Linked DNA regions of Homo sapiens: regions 2 and 3 are each linked to region 1. Evidence: chromatin loops called from intact Hi-C (ENCODE). Cell type or tissue: IMR-90. All regions are shown on one strand.

The links. A loop is a pair of places that touch in the nucleus more often than their neighbours do. Peaks named below come from ENCODE experiments on the same cell type or tissue, not always from the same donor. Only the 100,000 strongest peaks of a DNase experiment are listed, where the experiment ranks them.
Region 2: a loop joins it to region 1, with 2.1 times the contacts of the local background. A loop is called at or near these places in 12 of 110 quality-filtered maps.
Region 3: it touches region 1 in a loop (2.5-fold over the local background); 3 of 110 quality-filtered maps call a loop at or near these places.

Annotation. Positions count from the first base shown.
Region 1 is chr14:29,922,624-29,930,623 of GRCh38, reverse strand. It overlaps PRKD1 (protein kinase D1), which reads left to right and starts at 2,777. Exons shown (of 18, transcript NM_002742.3): 1 at 2,777-3,375. The coding sequence starts at 3,112. LOC105370429 (a long non-coding RNA gene) reads right to left here and starts at 2,497. Exons shown (of 3, transcript XR_943703.2): 1 at 1,513-2,497. In IMR-90, CTCF peaks have their summits at 2,617 and 3,406; DNase peaks (open chromatin) are centred at 2,933 and 5,333; H3K4me3 peaks cover 3,014 bases; H3K27ac peaks cover 1,899 bases.
Region 2 is chr14:29,818,735-29,826,734 of GRCh38, reverse strand. The region is part of intron 1 of PRKD1 (protein kinase D1); the gene reads left to right. Among named protein-coding and RNA genes, the nearest start is that of PRKD1, 110 kb to the left of the region's middle. In IMR-90, no CTCF peak of the experiment used is centred here; no DNase peak of the experiment used is centred here.
Region 3 is chr14:29,633,758-29,641,757 of GRCh38, reverse strand. PRKD1 (protein kinase D1) reads left to right here. Exons shown (of 18, transcript NM_002742.3): 5 at 2,854-3,064; 6 at 3,192-3,269; 7 at 5,264-5,468; 8 at 7,217-7,340. Among named protein-coding and RNA genes, the nearest start is that of PRKD1, 290 kb to the left of the region's middle. In IMR-90, no CTCF peak of the experiment used is centred here; a DNase peak (open chromatin) is centred at 4,137.

The sequences.
Region 1 (8,000 bases):
AGCAGCATATCAAACTCAACATGGTCAAAGTAGAAATCTTATTTCTCCCTGAACTTGCTCACTCTCTATCTTCTGTGTCAATTATTGGCACCACCATCAGTCCAATTGCTCAGAAACTTGGGAGTCTTTTGTGACACCCTTGTTCTCTCACTCCTTGTAAATCTCTGACTCATTCAGCAAGAACTTCCGCCAACATAGAGCCTGCAGTTTCCCATTTCTTAGCATCTCTTCTACAACCATAGGAGTCTAACCCGTGTTTCTAGACTCAAAAACAGCAATAGTCTCCTACCCAGTGTCTCCACTTTTACTCTTTTCTCTTATATTCCACACAAAATCCAGAGTAATCTTTTAAAACATGCTAATTAATCTTATTATTCCCTGCTTTAAAACCTTCCAATGGGTTGGTAGTGCACTGAGAATTGAAATAAAAACACTTTACCATGGCTTTCAAGACTCCTGGTAACCTGGTTTCTATTAGCTCTCTGACCTCATCTCACGCACTTGCCCCTCTTTTCCTATGCCTTGAAAATGTTAAATATATTTCTGTGTTAGAGTCTTTGCACTCTCTGTTACCTATGCCTACAATGTTATTCCCCTAGTTCTTCTGAAGTCTACCCTTTCTATCATCCAGATTTTGGCTCAAATGTAAACTTCTCAGTGAAGTCTTCTCTCATTCCCAGTCCAGAGCAGTGCCCATTTCTTCATCCCTCCTCCCACAAGTCACTGTCTTCGCCATTGGGTTTAAAAAATTCATTGCAATTATGAATATTAGAAATAATATCATTTGTGGTTTTACTCCATCCCCCCTCCCCTTTTCACTGTGATCTTTTTAGGGCAAGGACCACCTGTCTTCACAGCTGTGCAACTGGTGCCAGTACAGTGCCTGGAACAGAGAAGTCCTCAACATGCAGTTGTGATATCTATAAAACATGAATGTCTTCAGCGCTCTTGAATCTCAAGTGAAACTAGCTTTTTGTAAGTCTCTTGTAAACTGACCAGCAAGCTTTTTTTTGATAATAGAAAACTGTGGAATATTAACTTTATTCTGATTTCAAAGAAAATGAAGTATAGTTTCGGACATTTAAAAGAAAAAAACCTCCTTCAGAATTCAGAAAGGCATTTCATCAAGAAAAATTCCACCATTTTCCTAGATTAGCTGAGTCTAGAACATTAGGAAAATTACCTACCTGTATCAGGGATGAAGAGGACCACCTCATAAGTAACTATGCAGGGAAAATGTAAACACAGGTAGACCTTATCAAACCATCACATTCAGAGAATAAATTCAAGTCTCTTCAATGCAGTTGTGCAGCCTTGCAGTGTTTGGGGCTCCATTACTGACCCTGGGAACACGGTTCTAAAGGAAGCTACCTTGCAATATCTTGGGCCACAACCAGAAGTTAAGACAATAAATAAATAAATAAATAAATAAATAAATAAATAAATAAAACAGAACAAAATAAGCTATACAAAATACAAAATGTTTGTTTAGGTATGTTTGTGTGTACTTACGCAGAGGAAGGGGAAAGTCTAGGGAAGTGGCGAAGAGAGAGGCAAAGCTGACTACATTATCTGCGTGGCCCATTGCAAAATACAAATGTGAGACTCCTTGATTAAAAATTATGAAGAAGAACAAAACAGCGACAGTAGACTATTGTCCCAGAATATTAAACCAAACACGGGTCTTATGAGCTGTGGCCTATACAACTGCATAGTCGCACACCCATGAAGCCCACCCTGGTTGGAGGGGAGAATTATAATTCATCTCCAGCGAATGTAAAGCAATCCCCACCCTGCCAAAACAACAGTAAAAATAAACGGCGATCCAAATTAGGGCAGGTTGTGCCCAATCCTGATGGCTGTGCTTGTGATGACGGTGGCGGTGCTGAGGTGGACTTGGGGGCACTGCTCCTATATAACAGACTTTAGATTGATAGAGGAGAAGGAAAATAGTTTCTGAAGCTCCAAAGTAGAAACTTCAGGCGCAAAGAATAAGGTAAAGGAAAGGAGACCGCATCAGACCTCCCTCCTGCCCTTGGGCAGTCAATGCCTTTTCTTTCCAAAGCGACCCTCTCCTTAGATCACTGTGTATATCCGGTGCCTTAGGAGCTGGGGTGGAGTACGTAGGTTTGGCTGTAAGGGCGCGTCAGAGCGACAAAAAGGGTAGAGACAAGTTTAAACCCCTTTCTGTGGAGTGGCTTCCTACCCTCTTTGGCCACAAACCCCAGGGCTCCCAGAGGGGCCTGGATGTAAGTGGGTTCCAGATGACCCATCCTCCCTTGACCCTCCGAAGGTAAGACCCAAGGGGAACCGCTGTGATCAGCATTCTTGAATTCCTCAAAAGTCACCTCACTTGTAGAAGTGCGTAGTCCTCCAGCATTTGGAAGAGGTGGCAGGGACCTTGGGGCCCGGGAAGTTCGCGACCCCAGGAAGCGGGTCTGAGGCGGTGCACCCCATCCACTCCGTCCGCAGTCGGGGCGGGGCAGCGGGACCCGAGAGGACGGGAATCCCTGCAGGGAGGGAAGGGCCGCGCCTGCCGAGGCGGCTCCGAGCCCCGCCACTCGGTCCTATCCCGGCTCGCGGAGGCTCAGGCCCCGGGAACTGCGGGCGGAGGGGGCGGCGACCGGGCACCCTGCGGCCACTGCGGCCGCTGCTCCTGCGACTCCCGCGCCCGCCGGGTGGTGGCTCCCCAGTGCCCGCCCCCAGCTCCCCTTCCCCGCCCCTCACGCCCCCTTCCCGCCCCGGCCCCCGCCCGGCGCTCGGGCCGCGCCGACCCGTCGCCCCGTCCTTCCGAGCGCGCCAGGCGGCAGATTCTTGGCGGCGGCGGCGCCTCCCCAGTGCCGGCGGCCCCGAGCCGGCTGCCGCGTTCCGGGCCTCAGAGTCCTCCCGCCTCGGCCATTTTCCCTCCTCCCCATCTCCTCCCCTTAGTCCCCTCCCCTCCCGATCCTCATCCCCTTGCCCTCCCCCAGCCCAGGGACTTTTCCGGAAAGTTTTTATTTTCCGTCTGGGCTCTCGGAGAAAGAAGCTCCTGGCTCAGCGGCTGCAAAACTTTCCTGCTGCCGCGCCGCCAGCCCCCGCCCTCCGCTGCCCGGCCCTGCGCCCCGCCGAGCGATGAGCGCCCCTCCGGTCCTGCGGCCGCCCAGTCCGCTGCTGCCCGTGGCGGCGGCAGCTGCCGCAGCGGCCGCCGCACTGGTCCCAGGGTCCGGGCCCGGGCCCGCGCCGTTCTTGGCTCCTGTCGCGGCCCCGGTCGGGGGCATCTCGTTCCATCTGCAGATCGGCCTGAGCCGTGAGCCGGTGCTGCTGCTGCAGGACTCGTCCGGGGACTACAGCCTGGCGCACGTCCGCGAGATGGCTTGCTCCATTGTCGACCAGAAGGTAAGTCGCCGCACCGCTGCCAGCCCGGCGCCTCCCCGCGGCGCAGGGGGCGCTGCCCGGCTGGCCCTCTCCGCGCCAACTTTCCGGCTCCCGGGGCTCGGCTGGCCGCCAGCCTCGCCGGCGCTCTGGAAGCGGCTGGCCCCGCCGCGGCTGGACGCCTGCAACCCGAGGCGCTGCGCTCGCTGTTGCTCATCCTCCTCTCGCCCCATCTTCCTCTATTCACCGATTTCTCTCCAGTCCGCCGCCTCCTCACCCATTTCCATCCTTCTCATGACATTTCCAGGTATCTTGCCCTTTCCTCGCCGCGCCCCTCCTTGTCCTTGAGACTTCCCAGTTTTCTTCCCCTCTCTCCCCTACGGACCCTGGACCAGCGCATTCCTGGTGCAGGAATCCTCCTTCCTGCACCAGAGTGCCCCCGGAATGACCTGGAGACAAGGAATTTCTCACCTGTCAGATAAGCTTTTAAGAGAGTGTGATTGACTCGGCCAGTTGTCAAAACAACTGACCAGGAGTGCAGGTACCCAAGGCCTTGTCATCTTTTAGTTCCACTTCTGTATGAGCATGGAAACACATTTTCCAACGACAAAACCTGAAAGTTGCGACCTTCCTATTTTTCATTCCCGGGATGCTGATAGTAGGACGTTGAAGTGGTGGGGGTGATGTCCAGGAACACCCCGAGGCTGGCTGTGTCCTTAAGTTTGAGGCTGTGGGGCTCTGGACAGCGGCCACTGAAGGCAGGTTAGAAGGGTCATTATCCGGGGCCAGGCCACCCCCAGAGGAGACTCAGCCCACCCACCACTGTTTACAGTAGCAATTTGGATTTTCAGGTTGCCTCTGGAGCCATCCAGATGGATGTTGCATGGAAGGGGGTGATACAGACGTGAGGCAGAGGGGGCCATGGCGCCAGTCTTCTTAGTGTAAACAGCCAGCGTTTCAGGAGTGGAGACAGAGGTCTCTAAAGGTGCTGAATTTTTCAGCCCTGGAGGACTGGCTAGCACTCCTTTTGCTTTCTAATTATCACTTGAATAATCATGAATTGCTTTCTTTAAATTATTTGTAACAGAGTTTGCTAAATCTTAAGGGTTGTGAATTGCAGCACTGAGCACAGGAATGTTAAAAGCTCCAGGTGGAAAAAAATCACTGATCTAGAAAGTTGTGAAAGTTCTAGACTAAGGTAACAATGAGTGCCAGGAATTTATTTATGGAAATTTACTTTTATATTACGGGTAATGTCAACTGTTTGCAACTTCCAAGAAAATGACACGTTTTGTCTAATGCTGATGTAAGTCATATCATGCTCCTTTTCCACATCAGTATTGTGGAATGTCTATTGTGGGTCAGCAGGAGCACTCCTAGGCACTGTGAAAGCCTTGTATACAATCCTCTCCATTTGGATGCAGACCAGTTAATGAAACAGCAATGCTTCATAAGCACGTATACAATGTAAAACAAAATTTCTCAAAAAGCAAAGGTAATTCTGTACAATTTTAACTTTTCTAAATTCTAAAGCAAGTGAAGTAGTGTCAGAGAATATTCAAATTGGGTCAAAGTAATATTGATAGACTTTGTTTTGACCAGCTTGAATTCTCCCTCCACCCCGCCCCCCACTTCCTCCTGGAGTTCAGAATGGGGAGACTGATGCCTAGTTCAAGAGGTTTGGTAGTGGGATTTTAAATGGAGGGTGAATTCCAGGTGTCTCAGAAGCTACCAAGGGGCGTGTTACATGGAGAGAGTGAGACGAGAGCAGAGGGAGAGGGACAGCAAGCACCTATGGAATGCAGCAGGCCTGCAGGTGGTGGCCTGGGTATTTAAGGGAAGTACAGTTATGAAAAGGCCTTGAATTAAACTCAAATTGCTAGAAGCCTCAGTAATCTTTTCATAGCGACATCATACCAAGGACATCTGAAAGATGGATTTGCTGTATGGAGGTTTTAGAATGCCAAAAATGTTATGGCAGAAAGAGCACCGAAGTTCAGTCATGAGCTAGTTGGAACATGAGTCAAGACTTGGGGGAGAGACTGGGAGAAATACTGGAAAGGGAAAATCATCAGCCCTGATTGGTGACTGATTTATAAGGGGAATCCTTTCCTTTTGTATTTATTCTAGTAGTTTCTTCTCTCTCTCAAAGAAGTTTGAAAAGTTTGACTGTTTGGAATAGTTAAGGTAAAGATCTCACTTTTTTTTTAGGTTATAAAAAAGTTGGGGTTAGATTTATAGATGTGAACTTGAGGGTTATTTATATACAGAATACTGTAAATAAATATATACTGGATAGTGTTTCTGGACAGAGGACTTTTTCAATTTCTCTGTCATTTGTCATCTCTTTCAGAATATATTATTATCCCAGCAGAAACAAAATTAAGAGAGCTGAAGGTCCATCACAGGATACAGGATCTCTGTGTGTTGTGACAGTAGGAATGGCAGAGTGTCAGTGTGGAGTTAAGGAAGTGGGAGGGAGTTCTTTTGTCTTTTATTTCAGTTTTTTTTTGGAAGTACCTTATGAGGACGTCAGCTATGAGGAAGGATGACAGGAGTTTGGGGATTGGATGTTTCAGGAGAGAGCAGAGGGTTTGAAATCATTTACAATTTACTATGTGGGCTGAAGTCGTGTGGAACTTACAGCAGAAGGTTCTCCTGATCTTTCTGAGTCTTCCACATCTGTTGTTTTAAATGTGTTAAGAAGTTTTTCATTCACTTTGTTCAGGAGCTCCCTAAGTACTAACATAGATCATACGAGCATTGGAAATATTAGCTGACAGTTTCAGTAACATCACAGGACATTTCCTTTGGGATGAGCAACTGAGGTGTACAAGGCTGCATAAGTTTCCCTGAGAAACTCACCTGTAAATTATTATTGTTATTATTTAGAATTTAGAGTATAGTTGTTCTCTAATTATGTAGCAGACACGATTGTACTTGAAACATTGTGATGGTAATTCAACAAAAAATACTTATTTTAAGATAACGTACCCTAAGTATATACTGACTTATATAAGTAAAGAATTATTTCTTTCATCTTCTAGTTTAGGTGAAAAATCTAGTCTTGCTTTTTTGTATGTAACAATGTATGGCTATATAATATGTTATTCTTTCTTTTTAGAAAGTATTGATCCAGGGTTTTATTTACATTATGTTTGTTTATTTAGTTTGCAAGTGTGTGACGTTGAAGCCTGGTTGTATATAAAGATATGTATTCTGTTAGTGTACATGGTTATTGTTTTCAGGAGGGTAAAAAATAATAACAATCATTGACTTCACTTTGAAACACTGTTACTTTCTACTGTCAAAGAAACCTTGAATATGTAGACTGAGGAGGAATTGTTTTAAAGCAAGGAAAAAAATTCCAGAGGAAGAGCTAGTTTGGTTTCATAGTACATCATCTACTTATCTACCACACACACAAACACACACACATACTTTTTTTTTTTTTTTTTTTTTCCTCAAATGAGCTGTGTTACTCTTTAGGGATGCTTGATGCCATTAATATGATTGTTCATTTTGGTTATTACCTTATTAGAAAGGCAACTGATATTTTACTCTTAAATGTACTTAAATGGAGTAATAGCATTTATAAGACTCCTGGCATATAGTTTCACTTTTCAGAATCATCTTTTGGCTAAAGAAATTTAACAGTGAGATTTTAAGTAGATAGCTCACTAAAGAAGTAAGGTTAGTGCCTTGGTTTGAAAGTAGCATTACTTTGCTTGTAATTGTTTCACTTTAATTGTATTATACATTGTTTTCTTAATAGTTGTGATGTCATTTTTCTCTTTATTACTAATTTTAGATACTCCACACATTCCACATAGATTGAGAAAGCCGAAAGTAATTAGGTGCTTGATCAATCCAACTCACCTGGACCAACAAACTCCTTTTAAACTAATGATGGTCTTTGGGGCTTAGGTGTATATATTTTTATTCCAATTTTATAATTGGCTATATTATATGTCTACTGATTTCTGATTTAATGATGAAGTATAGAATTTGTCATTTTACTGTGTGTTTTTTTTTTTTTTTTTTTGACAGAATCTCACTCTCTTGCCCAGGCTGGAGTGCAGTAGCACAATTACAGCTCACTGCAGTCTTGGCCTCCAGGCTTAAGTGATCCTCTCACCTCAGCCCCTTGAGTAGCTGGGTCTACAGGTATGGGTGACCATGCCTGGCTAATTTTTAAATTTTTTGTAGAGATGGTATTTTGCCATATTGCCCAGGCTGGTCTGGAACTCCTGGGATCAAGAGGTCCTCCTACCTCGGCCTCCCAAAGTGCTGGGATTTAAGGAATCCCACTGGGTGTGAGCCACTGGGCCTGGCCTATTAAGTGATTCTTAAGTAATATAATTTTAGTACTCTAATTTTATTTTTATTATTTTATTTTTTGAGATAAGGCCCAGACTACAAGTACAGTACATAATCATAGCTCACTGCAGCCTCAAAGTCTTGGCTAATGTGATCCTCCTGCCACAGCGTCCCAAGTGTTTGGGACTACAAGTGTGTGCCACCACATCTGACTAATTTTTATAATTTTTTTATACAGACAATGTCTCACTGTGTTGCCCAGGCTGTTATTGATTTCCTGGCCTCAAGCAATCCTCCCACCTCAGCCTTCCAAAGTGCTGGGATTGCAG
Region 2 (8,000 bases), 100 kb after region 1:
GTGTATATATATGTATATATATATGTGTATATATGTATATATATGTGTGTATATATATATACACATATATACACACACACACATATATATACACACACACATATATATGTGTGTGTATATGTATGTATATATGTATATATATTTTCATCATATATATGTATATATATATATTCCATCATATATATGTATACATATATTCCATCATATATATGTATACATATATTCCATCATATATATGTATACATATATTCCATCATATATATGTATATATATTCCATCATATATATGTATATATATATTCCATCATATATGTATATATATATTCCATCATATATATGTATATATATATTCCATCATATATATGTATATATATATTCCATCATATATATGTATATATATATTCCATCATATATATGTATATATATATTCCATCATATATATGTATATATATATTCCATCATATATATGTATATATATATTCCATCATATATATGTATATATATATTCCATCATATATATGTATATATATATTCCATCATATATATGTATATATATATTCCATCATATATATGTGTGTGTATATATGTACATCCATATATATATATAGAGAGAGACACACACACACATACCACGCAGTTTCTTTATCCACTCATTGATTGATGGGCATTTAGGTTGGTTCCACATTTTTGCAGTTGTGAATTGTGCTACTATAAACATGCATGTACCAGTATCTTTTTTGCATAACTTCTTTTCCTCTGTGAATCCCCTGTCTATGAAGACCTAGCATAGTACTCTCAAGAAGCCTTGGTTTTAGAGAGCAAAACCCAAGTATAGGTGTTCATTTTTGTTTTGGTGGGGGAAAAATAGAACCCTCAAAACAATGGAAAGCAGGGGCTTGCCTGCCTGTATAGTGGAGGAGGAGGAAATGAACAATATAATTTGTTCTCATAATTTAGTTTAACATAACTGGATAGGAAAAAAATATCTTTCAAAAACCACTATGTTGACAAAATATTGGTGAGCCTATTTGGAAAGTTACAGTTGATAAACAGTCCAGGTCTTAAAATTCAATTCTAACTAAGAGGACTAAAATGCAGTTGAAACCATGTCACTATCCTCTTTACATTTTTTTAAATAATGATCCCTTTGTGGATTAGGTTCATACCTTGGTATAAACTTGTAAATCATCTTTGATGAAGTGGCAAGTATCTACTTTACATCTTCGACCCCACTGAAATGTGTGCCACTTTTACTAGAGTGAATTTCTCCTGCTTCATGGTAGTGACTTCTTCCAAGCATACACACACAAATGCATACATGTACACACACACACATTTAAATATATGACCCTTTACCTGACCAGTGACTACGTCTTAAAGTCTGTCAAGTGTCAGCTCAAAATTACTTTGCAGACCTTATATCTGCCACATAATACCCCTTTCTGAGCATACCTCTATCATATTGTAAATAAACAGTCTTTTATACATTATTTTGCCCTTTTGACTGTGTAAGTATTCATGTTTCGTACATATCACATTTCCTGGCACATGTAACCTGAGAAAATCTGTCTTCTGAAACTCAAGAAAGACCACATATCTTTGAATTCCACATTAAGGAAAACTGGCGGTTCACTAGATTTTGAACTAAAAGTCTTACATCTCTTTGGAAAATTTTTATACCCAATAAAAATTTGAAGCGTGGATATTCCAATCCTTCCATGAAATACAGCATTAATCTGAAAGGATCTTCTATTGAGGTGATAATTATCTGGCTTTTCAGTCTACTGACAAGTAGGTATCTACTGAGTTAGTGTCCAGTTGAGTGAAAGAATATGGTGTCATCATTACTGACAAATGCTGGAATGTCTGCAATCATAAGGCTCTCTAATTAAAAATATATATATATAAGTAAGACATATCCTCAAGGATATACCTAGAGATTTCATATGGCCGATTTCATAACTATCTCCAAATCACTGGCCTAGACTGGTAAGCAGTAAAGAATGTATTTAACAGGGTATCTGATAGAATAGTTTCATCAGTATAGTGAGTGAATTTCCTGCGTATGAATATATTCTGTTGATGTCAGCCAAATTGTTTGTTTTTCAAGTACCATTTTTGAAAGATCATTTGACACACTGTTTATAATTGGAGAGCCTAACAATTTTTTCCTGAATATTGGTGCTGGGCCCTGAATAGAAAATGATGTTGATTCTAAATTGACTTCCAGTTGAGAGATCTCATTTATCAGGTAAGGAAAGAGGGCACTATGCTGCTCCCGCTCCTGTGACTTAAAAAGTGGTGGTTGGGGTTTCCAAGGGGGATGGGAAAGTTAAAAGTTAAGTTTACTTTTTAAATCATGTGGTGGTTCAAAATGATAAAGTATAGTTCTTACCTCTAATTTTCATAAATGGAAAGTGATGAATACTTGTTTTAGAAACTTGGACAAGCATTATTTAGCTTAGTTGGCTACCACTAAGTTTGATCCTTGTAGACTTTGGCAGAAGGTAGCAAGTGTGACAGAGGCTGTTTCTCTGAAATGATAAAGGAACATTAGAACATTTGGGTCCTATTATTTCCTTTTAAGAACCTTTCAAATACAGAATTGCTGGACCCTCATCGTAGCTGATAACTCACTTAAAATTCACACAACCTGATTTAAAAATGCAAGGGCCTCAAGCACTGCATTCCAACTGTGCGTATTCTAATTATACTGAATGCATGCAGTGTGTGTCCGAAGAATGTGTCAGCTTCTGGAGAACAGGGGGTGTTTCTAAGGCTTAGCCCCAGAGTTCTCAAATTGAACATTTGGAGAGCCAAAATACGCAATGGGAAATACACACAATCTTGCTGTTTTCAATTAGGAGTGAGCTCCTGTTTCTTCGACTTCAGCAGGTGGCTATTCATCATTCAAATGAAAAATGTTTATTAACGTGAATGTAATATTTTGGAATTTTTACAATTGAGAATCAAATATTAAAAACTTTATCTTTCCTCTTCTATCAACAACTTATAATGGTCTCATCCTAACGTTTCTGTCCTCTGACCTGTTACTTAAGAGCTTTTCAAAAGTGGGCTTAACCTTCTTGCCTTTTATGTCAGTGGTCGGTTGTATAATGAGGACAGTGCTCCATTAAAGAGTGTTTTGTATTTGTATTTGTAGCACAAAAGAAGTGGCAATATAGTATTCATTCAATGATTCTGTCATTTAGAGCTATCAATTCAATGGGGTCAGGACCCAGGATATTTTAAAATTGTGAGCTTGTTTATATTTATTAATTAAATATATACTTTAACATTTGCATTTGAATGGGTTTTTCTTTTGCATTATTCTCGGAAAACATAGGCTCTGCGAATAACAAATATTAAAAATAACAGCTTGTGAATTCACTTGTGATGGTAATTTAACATATATCAAAATGGAATATTTTGTGATATTCTTTGTTTACAGACTGGCAAGTAATCACTGAAATATAAACCAAACCACACATTCGCATAATATGAAAATTATACAATTCTCTAATGATGTTGTTATTTACAGTATCAAATGGAAAGCCAAGGAGAAAGTGAGTGCCTATGGGTACTCAGTGCTGGGCTTAGTTGATTCACACATAGTATATTCAGTTATTTCCAGGTGGAGTCCAAGCAAAATCAAACAACGTGTCTAAGGTCACTTAGCCTGTAAATGTTAGAGTTGGGGCCTGTTTAATTCAAAATGTGACTTTTAAACCTGGCTGCATTGTTTCCAATTTTCAATCCATCTTTTGTTAATTTACTTTTGGCTTTACCTTAAAATTTCTTTGGAGAATTTTTTTTTAAAACATTTTGATTCTTCACAGAAATATCTAGCTCTTCTTTAGTTAGGTATCCCTTTAAGAATGTTGTGGGACTGAACTAAGAACTGTGGGAGTATTTTCTTTGTAAAAAGAATCAGTAAAGAATGTCCCTTTTGCGTCCTAGCTGCTTGTGGGATATTCCCTAAACAGAATAGTTTCCAGATATGCATGAACAAAACCCAGGATTCTGTACTTAGATCTACATTTTTAAAAGTGTTGATGAAAATCTAGATACTATGTACCTAAAGTAAAGGGCAGAACATTAGCTGCCTGCAAACACAGTGATTGCTTTCTTCCTTAGGAAGCTAAGGATTTCTCAGCATGAGATTTTATTTATAAACAGTGCTGTCTCTCTTACAGGAGGTTCAAAATAAGGTCATCTTTTTGACTGTCCAGATTGAAGCACTAAAATAATTATTGCTCTGTTAACATGCTAGACAAACAGCAAAGCCATTTTGGATCTGAGCCTTTATTTGCTGAATTAGAAAGACATAAAGTGAATATTGACCCAAGAGAAATGCTCACTAAATGAAAAAGGAAAATTGTGCAATGCCCGTAAGATGAAATTCAGATCACTTCTGAAGAAACCACTTGAAGGATTCTATAGAAATCGTTCTGCGTAATTTGTTTTGAAGCTACTAAACTTGATCTGTCAGTGACTATTTTCTATAGCTCATGTGTAATGAAGACTTGCAGTCAGATGACTGAGCATTATTTATTCAAATGATTGTACAAGAAAAACAGATTGCTTTCCATAGTGACCTGGGAGGCCAAAAACATTGAAGATCTGGGCAGTGCATTAATCATAAAATTTAAAAAGAAAAAATAAATATGAAACAAATTGGTTCATGGAGTTAGTTGTAAAACCTGGTCGCTGTGCTGAGTTACTGATTACAGGTATCACGGTCTCTATGAGAGGGTAGATGATTGCACTAGACTGGTGGTCTCTGTGGGTGATAAAGGCAAAGTGTTTAAAAGGTTGCTCTGACTGTGGAGTCTGTCTGCTTGAGGAGGTTGTGTGTGGGTGTGTGTGTGCAGGCACACATGGTCTCAGCTGTGCATCTGCAGGCATTCATGTGGAGGATGCTATTGTTTAACCCAGAATTGCCTAGAATTGCCATGTTGCAATCAGAACATTTGTATTATTTTAACAATGGTTTATTATGATATTTTGCCCATCAGTAATTTTTAAAAGAGGGTGAATGTGTTCAAGAATTAGTTTGTGAACCTTTTTTCCTTTATGTTGCTTTATAAGCCCTGAATGTCTATAAAAATTCCAGTGTGTCCCTGATTATGCTTCCTTTTAAAATAAAGTCCTTTGTTTAATTTTGCGATTCAGTGTGTAAGGAGAGAGTGAATAGAATGAGAACTTAACTTGAACTCTGTCTCTATTCAAACTTAAAAGTCAGTATGTTATTCAGATAGAACAGAAAACAGGCTAATATCATAGTCAGGATCTAGCAAAGCATCCAGTGCCTCACTAATAGACCTTAGTGAATTGAATGTTAGTGGAACCATGGTCACTGAGTACCTAACCCACATACCAAGAGCTGTGTACTCTGAGTTACCACGGAATTCTGGCTGCTGTTCATTCTCCTTCCTTTAGATTGATATCTTTCTGACAGTCTTAAGATGTCTATCTTAGCTGTCTTCTCAATCTACACAATCTACCTTAGAGAATACAAGAACACAGTCATGTATTTAATTATCCTCAGTGTTACCCTAAAATCTATTGTGAACATGTAAAAATTCATTATATTTACCCTAACTTCTATTCTGAAGTTCAATGTATCTCCTGTAATTATAAAGTCTCTTGAACATTTCTAAGCATACTACACTCGAATTTCAAACTCAGTGTGTTCAAAGCTGACTTCATCTTTTCCCATTTCTCTCCATCACTGTTAATGACTTCCAGAGTTTAAGCTAGAAAGCTGCATCATCTTAACCTCATTCCCCCATTACATCTCATCCTACACAATCAGTGGGTTTGCTGAGTACAACTCATTCCACCTCATCTGTGCCTCTTTCCTTGTTGATGTTGTCTCAATTCAAGCTCTGATAACATTTGAAGACTATGGCAATTACATGTTAACTGCTATTCCTTTTCTCCCTTCCCTTTCTTTACCTTTTTATTGTTGAAAATATTCTACTATTCCCTCCACAGGATTGTCTTGTGGTTCCTTAGCGTGTTATACAAGGCCATTCAGCATCTGGCCCTAATTGGTTTGTCTTCCCCATTATCCATATTCCCAGGAGATGCTGTGTTCCCAACCATACTGATCTGCTTATTATTCAATGAAAACACCTTTACTTGGTTGACTTCCTGCCATTCTCTTGTGTTATTAGTTGATTTTACCTGGAATTCCCTTCTCACTTTTCCTGTCAGCTAGGAGAGCACGTACTCATCCTTAAGTTTCTTTTCTCTGACACGGAGTAAATATTTATTGAATAATTAAAAATGTTTGGTCTCATCTATTCACTGAAGCCTTCTCAGAACACTTGGTACACACCTTTGTTACAACAGCATTTCATAGATTCTATTTTAATTACAGAATGTATGTGCTTTTTTCTGCTTAGCCTGTGAGTTCCTTTAAGGCTAGTGCCAAAGTTTATTAATCTTTTCCTAGCACATAGCCTGGTGCCTGCACATAGTAGGCATTAAATAAATATTCACTGAGTCAGACCACCCGGGTAGTAGCCAGAAAGTATTGCCTCTAGATTGGTGGTATGAATGAACCTTATTTCCAGGGGTAATATGGGGTGTCCTTATGATTCTGTATCCATTGTGTTTAGGGCGGATATGCCTCACCTTCTCATTGTGGAGGCTGAGTTTATAGTGGCTGAATCTTTTTGGAGAGACTTTCATATTAGAAATAACTGGCACTCTCTGTGGACCAACATCTTTTGAGACTTGAATGTCTGTGACAGTCTACAAAGTAATATCAATACCTTGAGGGCAAACTTCAGGGACTCTGCTTTTGTGTCCTTCATGGAGTTGAATTCGTACTGTTGGTTCAGGTCAATAGTGTTTCATTGTTGTTGTTTTTACTTTTCATCTGGAAATAATTTCAAATTTACAGAAAATTTGCCAACAATAAAAACACAAAGAACATTCCTCTAGCTTTTACCTAGATTCATCTAAACATTTTACCCCATTTGCTTTATTTTATTTTATTTTATTTTATGTTATTTTATTTTATTTTATTTTTTGAGACGGAGTCTCACTCTGTCGCCCAGGCTGGAGTGCAGTGGCGCAATCTCGGCTCACTGCAAGCTCTGCCTGCCGGGTTCATGCCATTCTCCTTCCTCAGCCTCCCGAGTAGCTGGGACTACAGGCGCCCGCCACCACGCCCGGGTAATTTTTTGTATTTTTAGTAGGGACGGGGTTTCACTGCGTTAGCCAGGATGGTCTCGATCTCCTGACCTCGTGATCCGCCTGCCTCGGCCTCCCAAAGTGCTGGGATTACAGGCATGAGCCACCGCGCCCGGCCCCCATTTGCTTTATTATTTATGTGCTCTCTCTCTTTCTGTCTCAGACTTTTTTTAATTCCTGAACTGTCTGAGGATATTACGCACCATGGCCCTTTGCACCTCTCCACACCAGTATGTATTTCCTAAGGATCAGGTATTGTTTTATATAACCACAGTGCAATGATCAATATCAATAAATTTGTCATTGATAAAGTACCTTAACCTACCATTTATATTTCAGTTTTATCAATTGAGCCAATAACTTCCTTTAGATTATATTTTTCCTTCCAGTACAGGATACAGCCTTGGGTCAGACACTGCATTTTGTTGTTGTCTCCCTATTTTCCTTTAATGCAGACATTTACACAGCCTTTCTTTGTATTTTCTGACATTGACTTTTTGAAGAATACAGTGTACCCCCACCCCCTTTTAATAAGAAATTTCTTATTTTGGGATTTGATAGGTCAGTAGATTTTGCTTATTTTTCTTAAACTAACTGGTAGTTAGACTTAAAGTACTAATGGGTTATTACTATATCTAGTATATCTACTATATACATTAAAGTTATTACTTAATTTTCTTAGAGTAAATTGATAGTATTTATGAAACTTCACCTAGAAATAGAACATCATTTTAAAAAAAGTTTACATCTAAGAGGAACAGATTGAATATGCCAATATTTTGTAAATAACTA
Region 3 (8,000 bases), 290 kb after region 1:
TTATGTATCAACAAAGTCCTTGTTTTACATTTTTGATTGAAGGAAGGATAAAAACCCTATAAGCGCTTAGGGACTCATCAGATAATGACCCAGTCTTACTTTTTTGTTTTCACACTTCAGATTTGCCTCATGTTAGGGAAAGCACATGCAAATGTGTGTGTATACACTCCCAGAAACATAGAATTGAATACTGAAAACAGAACTTCAGTCAGCTTCTCCACTCTCGCTTTCCCAAGGTGTTCATTATCTAGTACAATTAAACAACTCAAACAGTCTCCTTCCAGCAGTAAATCAATTTCTACAAAATACGTTACTATGCATGCACCCTGTGTCAAGATTGTAAAGCTTTACTTTTTCATTTAGAAATATGGGCCATATTGAAAATAATGACATATTTCAGACTGTAAGAAAAGGTAGTGATAAGTCTGGTTGGATTGCTATCTGATTTTGAAATTTAAAATGGCATGAATGGTATGAGGGCACTCTTTATTAATGCTATTAAAATCTTAATTTCTGACACTATAAATTACATAGTTGACACTATAAATTACATATTCTGTGCCAAGGACACATGTGGCTGGCTGTGTAAATCTCATTATTGCCTGAAAATGTGTGTGGTATAGTCTCTGGGCTACAGAGTGACAGCTAATTTCTTTTTCCTAAACTTGGAATATTTTTAAATTTCTTACATAATCTTGCCCTTGAAGGTAATAAATGAAATAACCTCTCAAAAATAATTATAGTTCTTGTAGTTTATGGCAGTGTTTGTGTTGGATGAAAAGAAAATATTCAGTTTACTAGATTCCCTCTTGCTTTTCTAATGAATTTGCACCATGGTATAGTAAATGTCAAACTGGCTCTGTTAGCACAGCCTACAATTAGGTATCTTAAATTAAGGAATGTAACTGAACAGTGATTTGTCCAGCTTTTCATAGGATTTCCCAAATCTGAGAACATGTTAAATCTGCTAACAAAGTGTGACATCAGGTTATCTTTTATTCTGAGTGTTAAAAGTTTTCAACTATGGAAAAATATTTTCATTTTAGTCTATGCTTAAAACAGGCCCATTGGCTACAGTTACTAGAGGACACTGGAACAGGGAGTTTACCCTGTGGATTTAATTATTCTTTAATTCCATTGAAAGTATTTATTCAATATATTCATGATTCTGGTTTGGCAAACCTTTGGCTATTTTTATAATCTCCCTAGACTTATCTGCAAGAGTTGAACCTTTCCAGAATAATTATGCTTTACAGTTTTTCTTTATGGAATTGTAATTGTGAATGTAACTGTAGGCCTAATATTCCTGTGTAGAACTTCATTTTAAGTTTCTTTTTACTGTAGCTAGTGAATCTGGAAATAATAGTTTTCACTTTTGGTAATAGTATTTAACCTTTTGGTACAGATAGGGATTGAAAAGGATAGAAATTTTTTGTAAATGTGATTTATTGCTGTCTTATCAGTAATCATTTAAAATTAGAAATTAACTGAGTATGGTGATAAAACAAGGGCTCTGGAGGCAAACAAATGTAGGTTCACATTTTGGCTGCACTATTTACTAGCATTTGACCCAGGGGTATGTATTTAAACTTTATGAGCTTAGATGCCTCAACTGTAGGTAATAAGGCCTGTCTTTTAAGGCACCTAATACAGTTATTGCTCTAGAGTAGGAACTTAATAACTAAGATATATAAATGAGATACATAATTATAACAACGGTTCAAAAGTAATTCAGTTTATCTTATTCTGATGATTCTAAAATACATTTATTCTGACGATTCTCAAATATATCCCAGGATATCAAAGGTACTGTGAAATTATCCAAAAACATAGAAAACATGGTTAATTTTAGTTAATTTAATTTTTAAAAATCTATATACTGGGCTGATTAAATAATTCTAAAATGATGGGCAAGAGTACACAGAGATAAAATTACATCCAAAACATCCACTTTTATATTCCTCTTATAGTATATTCGTTCTGTTTCCAGTAATACAAATCTTTTATTGTATGGCTGAGGAAAAATGTAAAATCATATTTATTTTTTTCTTTAGGTAATCCAAAGGAACTGTAAGGCATTTTTTTCTTTCTTTCTTTCTTTTTCTTTTTCTTTTATTATTTATTTATTTATTTTTTTTGAGATGGAGTTTCACTCTTGTTACCCAGGCTGTAGTGCAGTGGCACGATATTGGCTCACCACAACCTCTGTCTCCCAGGTTCAAGCAATTCTCCTGCTTCAGCATACCGAGTAGCTGGGATTACAGGCGAGCACCACCACACCCAGCTAATTTTTGTATTTTTAGTAGAGACGGGTTTCACCATGTTAGCCAGGCTGGTCTTGAACTCCTGACACCAAATGATCCACCCGCCTTGGCCTCCCAAAGTGCTGGGATTACAGCATTTTTTCGATGAAGTACCATGTAGGGCAAACAGGAGGCATTTACTTTTCATTTTCTGTCTTTCATAAATGCTTGCATTTTCTAACCATGTGAATGTAATCCTGTAAAAAATGTCAATGATATAATATTTGCACTGTTTATTTGACTCCAACTTTATATTTCTGTATTAAAACCACTTTTTTAAAGCAAAAACTTATTTGAAAGACCTAGAAATCATGTTTAAACATTCTGATCTCCAATTCTCTTTTTTTTTTAAGATTATACAAGCAAGGTAACTCAAATAGAAATGGGGAAGGCAAGTAAATTATATTAATTAACAGAAATACAGTATGATTTCATATTATTAAACATCAAAGTACTAAATACAAGAGTAAACCGGTATCTTAAAATATATAAATATATAAATCAAATAGCCTCTTACATCTTGCTTCCTTTATTGTTTTCCAAAATGTAGCAAAAATCACCATCAGAGTCGTTTATTGGTCGAGAGAAGAGGTCAAATTCTCAATCATACATTGGACGACCAATTCACCTTGACAAGATTTTGATGTCTAAAGTTAAAGTGCCGCACACATTTGTCATCCACTCCTACACCCGGCCCACAGTGTGCCAGTACTGCAAGAAGCTTCTGAAGGGGCTTTTCAGGCAGGGCTTGCAGTGCAAAGGTAAGGATGATTTTGTCACCTGTCGAACTTTGATCACCCTCATTCATCTGACATAAGTATTTTCTGGTTACCACTTTTCTTTATGACAAATTCTCATTTTGTTTTGTTTGAAAATCACTGGGATTAGATTGCAGATTCAACTGCCATAAACGTTGTGCACCGAAAGTACCAAACAACTGCCTTGGCGAAGTGACCATTAATGGAGGTAGGTAAAAGATCAGCTGTCATGTCTGTGCTTCTTCCATATTAGAGAGTGTGGTGATGTAATTTTAGTCAGGGTTTTTGGTTTTGGTTTTGGTTCAGATATTTCAGACACAGTCTAAAGTAAATTATGGCCAGTGTTTGTTCTACTTTACAATAGAAAAGCATCCATGGAGTTTTGATAACAGTCAAAGACCCTTTCATGATCTTTACATGGTGAGCAGCTAGTATTGAAAACTTGGGTAGCCATAATTTATTTCCCAGTTTTATTATCTTATATTCTTATCCTAGTTTGCCCAGAAATGTGGATGTTGTTGGGCTGCCTACAAGTTATAGCTCTCAGTCTCTTTTCCTCTGTCCTTCTCATTTCAATCATCTTTAATAATAAAAGGAACTTTGTCAGCCAAAAAAAAATAGATGTATTTTCTGTATTTGGCAATATTCCTTCAAGAAAACTCTAACTGTATAAATTAACTTCGAAGGACTGCTAAGAAAAATGCCATATCTTAAGCAAAGAGCTTACATTTTCTTCTTGGGTAGCATTCTAATGGATCACTACCAAAATATTTGACTTAGAATCCCAGGTTAGCTTTTTCTGCAGATAGTGGTCTTTATACCTTTAGCCTGATACCAGTTTTCCAATTCCTCTGGAAAGGAAAATGGCTGTAAAAGATCACAGATACTTTCAGTTGAATATTTTTGTTGCTAAGAAGCTGAAGAATGACTATCTTTGCTCTAGAACTTTCTTCTCTAGAAGAAATATATACTGTACCTAAAAGAAGAAGAAGGAAGAGCTCTCCAGGAAAACATTGTCACACTTGTTTCTGGCTTGGAGATTCATGAATTAGCTGCCAAAATTGAAAGCTTGGCGATCGTCCCACTTTCTGTGGCATGTGGTGTTGACTTTGTTCAGGCTCAGGGAATGTCAGTGTGTACTGGATAACTATAACTAAGGGGATACAGAACAGTTTTTGATGTTGTTGATTACTTTGAAATTCTATTTTCTTATACATTCAGAAAAATCTGGTAAAATGTGAATTTTCCAAGCTTGGCAGGCTAGAGTCTCTCATTAATCTGTATTTTCATTTTAAAATGAGTACTTTGCATTAGTAAGTAATTTTAATTTTTGCCATTACCATCAACTGTATAATGACAGGTTCAATATTACTTCAAATATCAAATGTCTTATTTAAAAGCTGCAGCTATGTGACCAATTTAATATATTGGAATTCGTGATTTTCAAAGTTACTCCAATAGTAAGAATCAGTGGCTTGAATCTTTTTTCATGTGAAAATTTCTGTCATCCTCTTACATACTTTTTTTTCCCACCAGGGCTGTGCTTCTAAAATATGAGCAGCTTCCCAGTCACTTGGGCCTGGTATCACTTTGCCTTCTAGCATTTTACTTCTATCCCAGCTTTGGCTTCCTTCCAAGGTTTTTCATGACTTTTCATGTTTTCAGGCTTGGGAAAACGGAAAACGAGCATCTACCTATAAAATTACATGTTCAACCTCTCATAAACTCAGATGCATATAAACTGAAATAAAAAAGGAAATTGAAAATCATGGAAGGATCTGGAGGCCATTATCTTTAGCAAACTAACACAGGAACAGAAAAGCAAATACCACATGTTCTCACTTATAAGTGGGAGGTAAATGATGAGAACACATGGTCACATAGTGGGGAATAACACATACGGGGTCCCTTCAAGGTTGGAGGGTGGGAGGATCAGGAAAAATAACTAATGGGTACCAGGCTTAATACCTGGGTGATGAAATAATCTGTACAACAAACCCCCATGACACAAGTTTACCTATGTAATAAACCTGCACATATACTCCTAAACTTAAAATAAAAGTTAAAAAATAAAAAATAAACTCATCACAGAACTACCTCTTTGGGGCTTCCAATTGATTTGTTTTAGGATCACCTGACTGTCTCTTAAGCCCTGGCTCCAAGATTCCAGGCTTATCTTCATGGGTGAAAATAATTTTCTAGATTTGCTTAGCCCTGGGGCAGAGTCTGATGTGGTCATGGAAGAAGGGAGTGATGACAATGATAGTGAAAGGAACAGTGGGCTCATGGATGATATGGAAGAAGCAATGGTCCAAGATGCAGAGATGGCAATGGCAGAGTGCCAGAACGACAGTGGCGAGATGCAAGATCCAGACCCAGACCACGAGGACGCCAACAGAACCATCAGGTGAGAGCAGCACTCCCAGCCTCAGCCAACAGGGGAACCCCAGGCAGTATTTTCTCTTTAAACCTCTTTGATATTTTAATAGATTATAGTAGAAATGTGAAGTGCACGTTTACTTTTATATGAATGAACTGCGTGCTGTAAATGAGAGCCTTTGAAGTTAGGAGGTCTGGGTTCCCTGGGAGAAGTGTGGTTGCCATTCTTTCCCAGCATCACCTCATTCATTGAACTATTTTTTTTTTTTTTTTGCATGTGAGAGATGCTCATGTTTGCCATCCACAAGTTTATTACTAAGTTAATATTAATTTGAAGCTCATTGTGTAGAAACAACAAAAATCAAGATCAAACTCAGCAGAAATCATCTATTTTATTAGCTGGCCCCTGTTACAAATATCATAGTCTGTGTACACTTCACTGTTCTTGATATTATTTCAGAAGTATGTGCAATTTTATATCTGTTATTTAATTATGCTTTTGGTTACTGGATGATCCCCACTTTTTATATCAGGAGTCAGCACAATGTGGCCACCAGAGCAAATTGGACTGCTGCCCAATTTGTAGTAAAGTTTTATTGGAACATAGCCTGTCCATTCATATTGTCTGTGGCTGCTTTTGCACTATATTGGTAAAGTTAGGTCTTTTGCAAAAACTAAAATATTTATTACCTGGCCCTTTACAGAAAATGTTTCCTAGTCTCTGATTTATATTATAAAGCCTATTGAAACTTTTGTGTCCATTTTACGAATGCCATGTTTATTGACAAACAAATTGTTCATGAGAGTAGAGCAATAAAATGATTGTTTTTTTCCATTTAATGGCATAATGAACATTTTTTAAATAGTGGGAAATAATTGTCTTGTGACCTGTCTTTTGAAGACATACACTTCTTTAGTACCAAAGAGTTTGCATGGTGCCGGGGGGCAGTGGTGGGAATTACATATATATTCATGTTGTGGGAAGGGGGACAAGGAGGGAGGGATGAAGAGAGGAAGAAACAGAGACTAGCAGATTCCAATTTTTATGACATTATGCAGAGAAACTAAAAATTCATGTTGAATAATGTAATCTCTAAATGATTGATAATGTACCTATAATAGGAAATAAATAAGCAAATAAGCTTTCATGTGTGAGTCTGAATAGTGTGGCCTCAGTAGACTAAGAAGTACTCTACCTCAGGTTTACCTGAAAACTGAACACCATACAGTTCAACCCAAAATATGAGGTGCTTATTACCCAGCCTTGGGAATTTTTTTTTTTTTCAGATGGAGTCTTGCTCTGTCACCCAGGCTGGAGTGCAGTGGTACAATCTTGGCTCATTGCAACCTCTGCCTCCCGAGTTCAAGCAATTCTCTGCCTCAGCTTCCCAAGTAGCTGGGATTACAGGTGCCCGCCAACATGCCCAGCTGATTTTTTTTGTACTTTTAGTAGAGACGGGGTTTCACCATCTTGGCCAGGCTGGTCTTGAACTCCTGACCTCGTGATCCACCCGCCTCGGCCTCCCAAAGTGCTGGGATTACAGATGTGAGTCACTGCACCCGGCCAGGATTTTTTAAGGTGTACAAACAACGTGCCTATCACTCTTCAGAGTAACCCACTTTCAGAACCATGGTGCCTGACAATACGTTTTACTAAACATGAGATGTGAATTTTGTAAAGTTTCACTTGGATTAGCTGACATAAGGTTTTATGCATGAAAATACATAAAATGTACCTGAAAACATTTTTTCCCTACAATATTTTGACTTCTCAAGTCCATCAACAAGCAACAATATCCCACTCATGAGGGTAGTGCAGTCTGTCAAACACACGAAGAGGAAAAGCAGCACAGTCATGAAAGAAGGATGGATGGTCCACTACACCAGCAAGGACACGCTGGTAAGATCCACAGGGAACAATGTTCTCTTGCCTTGCTAGCTTTAATTAGAGGAGTTGCTAATGTCCCGTGAGGACTGTGAGATTTCTGCATTACTCAGAGTAAACCTCAGCACAGGCATGACACGGGATTAGGTAAGGTGCATTACAGTCTCTGGGTGTCAGATATAGTTGAGCAAGCAACGAAGTTAGGAAAAAGTGTGGAAAGCAATTTCAGGCAAACAAATTCATTGACCTTGATTACCTGAGATGTCTACCTGCCATTTTATAGCACTTGTGGAAGCCACAGTATGTGCTTTCAGAATGCTTCACTGCAATTTAGAATTTTATAGGAAACACTGCATTCTAGGCAGAGAATAAAACAGTGATAACTATCTTATACTTCGTAAGTCCTTAACTAAGTTTTCCCTGAAGAACTGACCCATTCAGGAACATTGGAATCCTGTACCCTGAGATTTTCTTAATAGTTGAGGAATGAGGTTGTGTACGTACGTAAGAGAGAACAACTTGATTCACGTTTCAAAGTTAAGTTGACAATTGACTGATTTCTGTTACTGTATTGCTTTTCTCATCTCTTACCTATAGGATCACTACAGATAAGCAGACACCTATAACCTAATTGATCTATCTATAATTTCGACCATCTGTGTTAGAGAGAGAAGA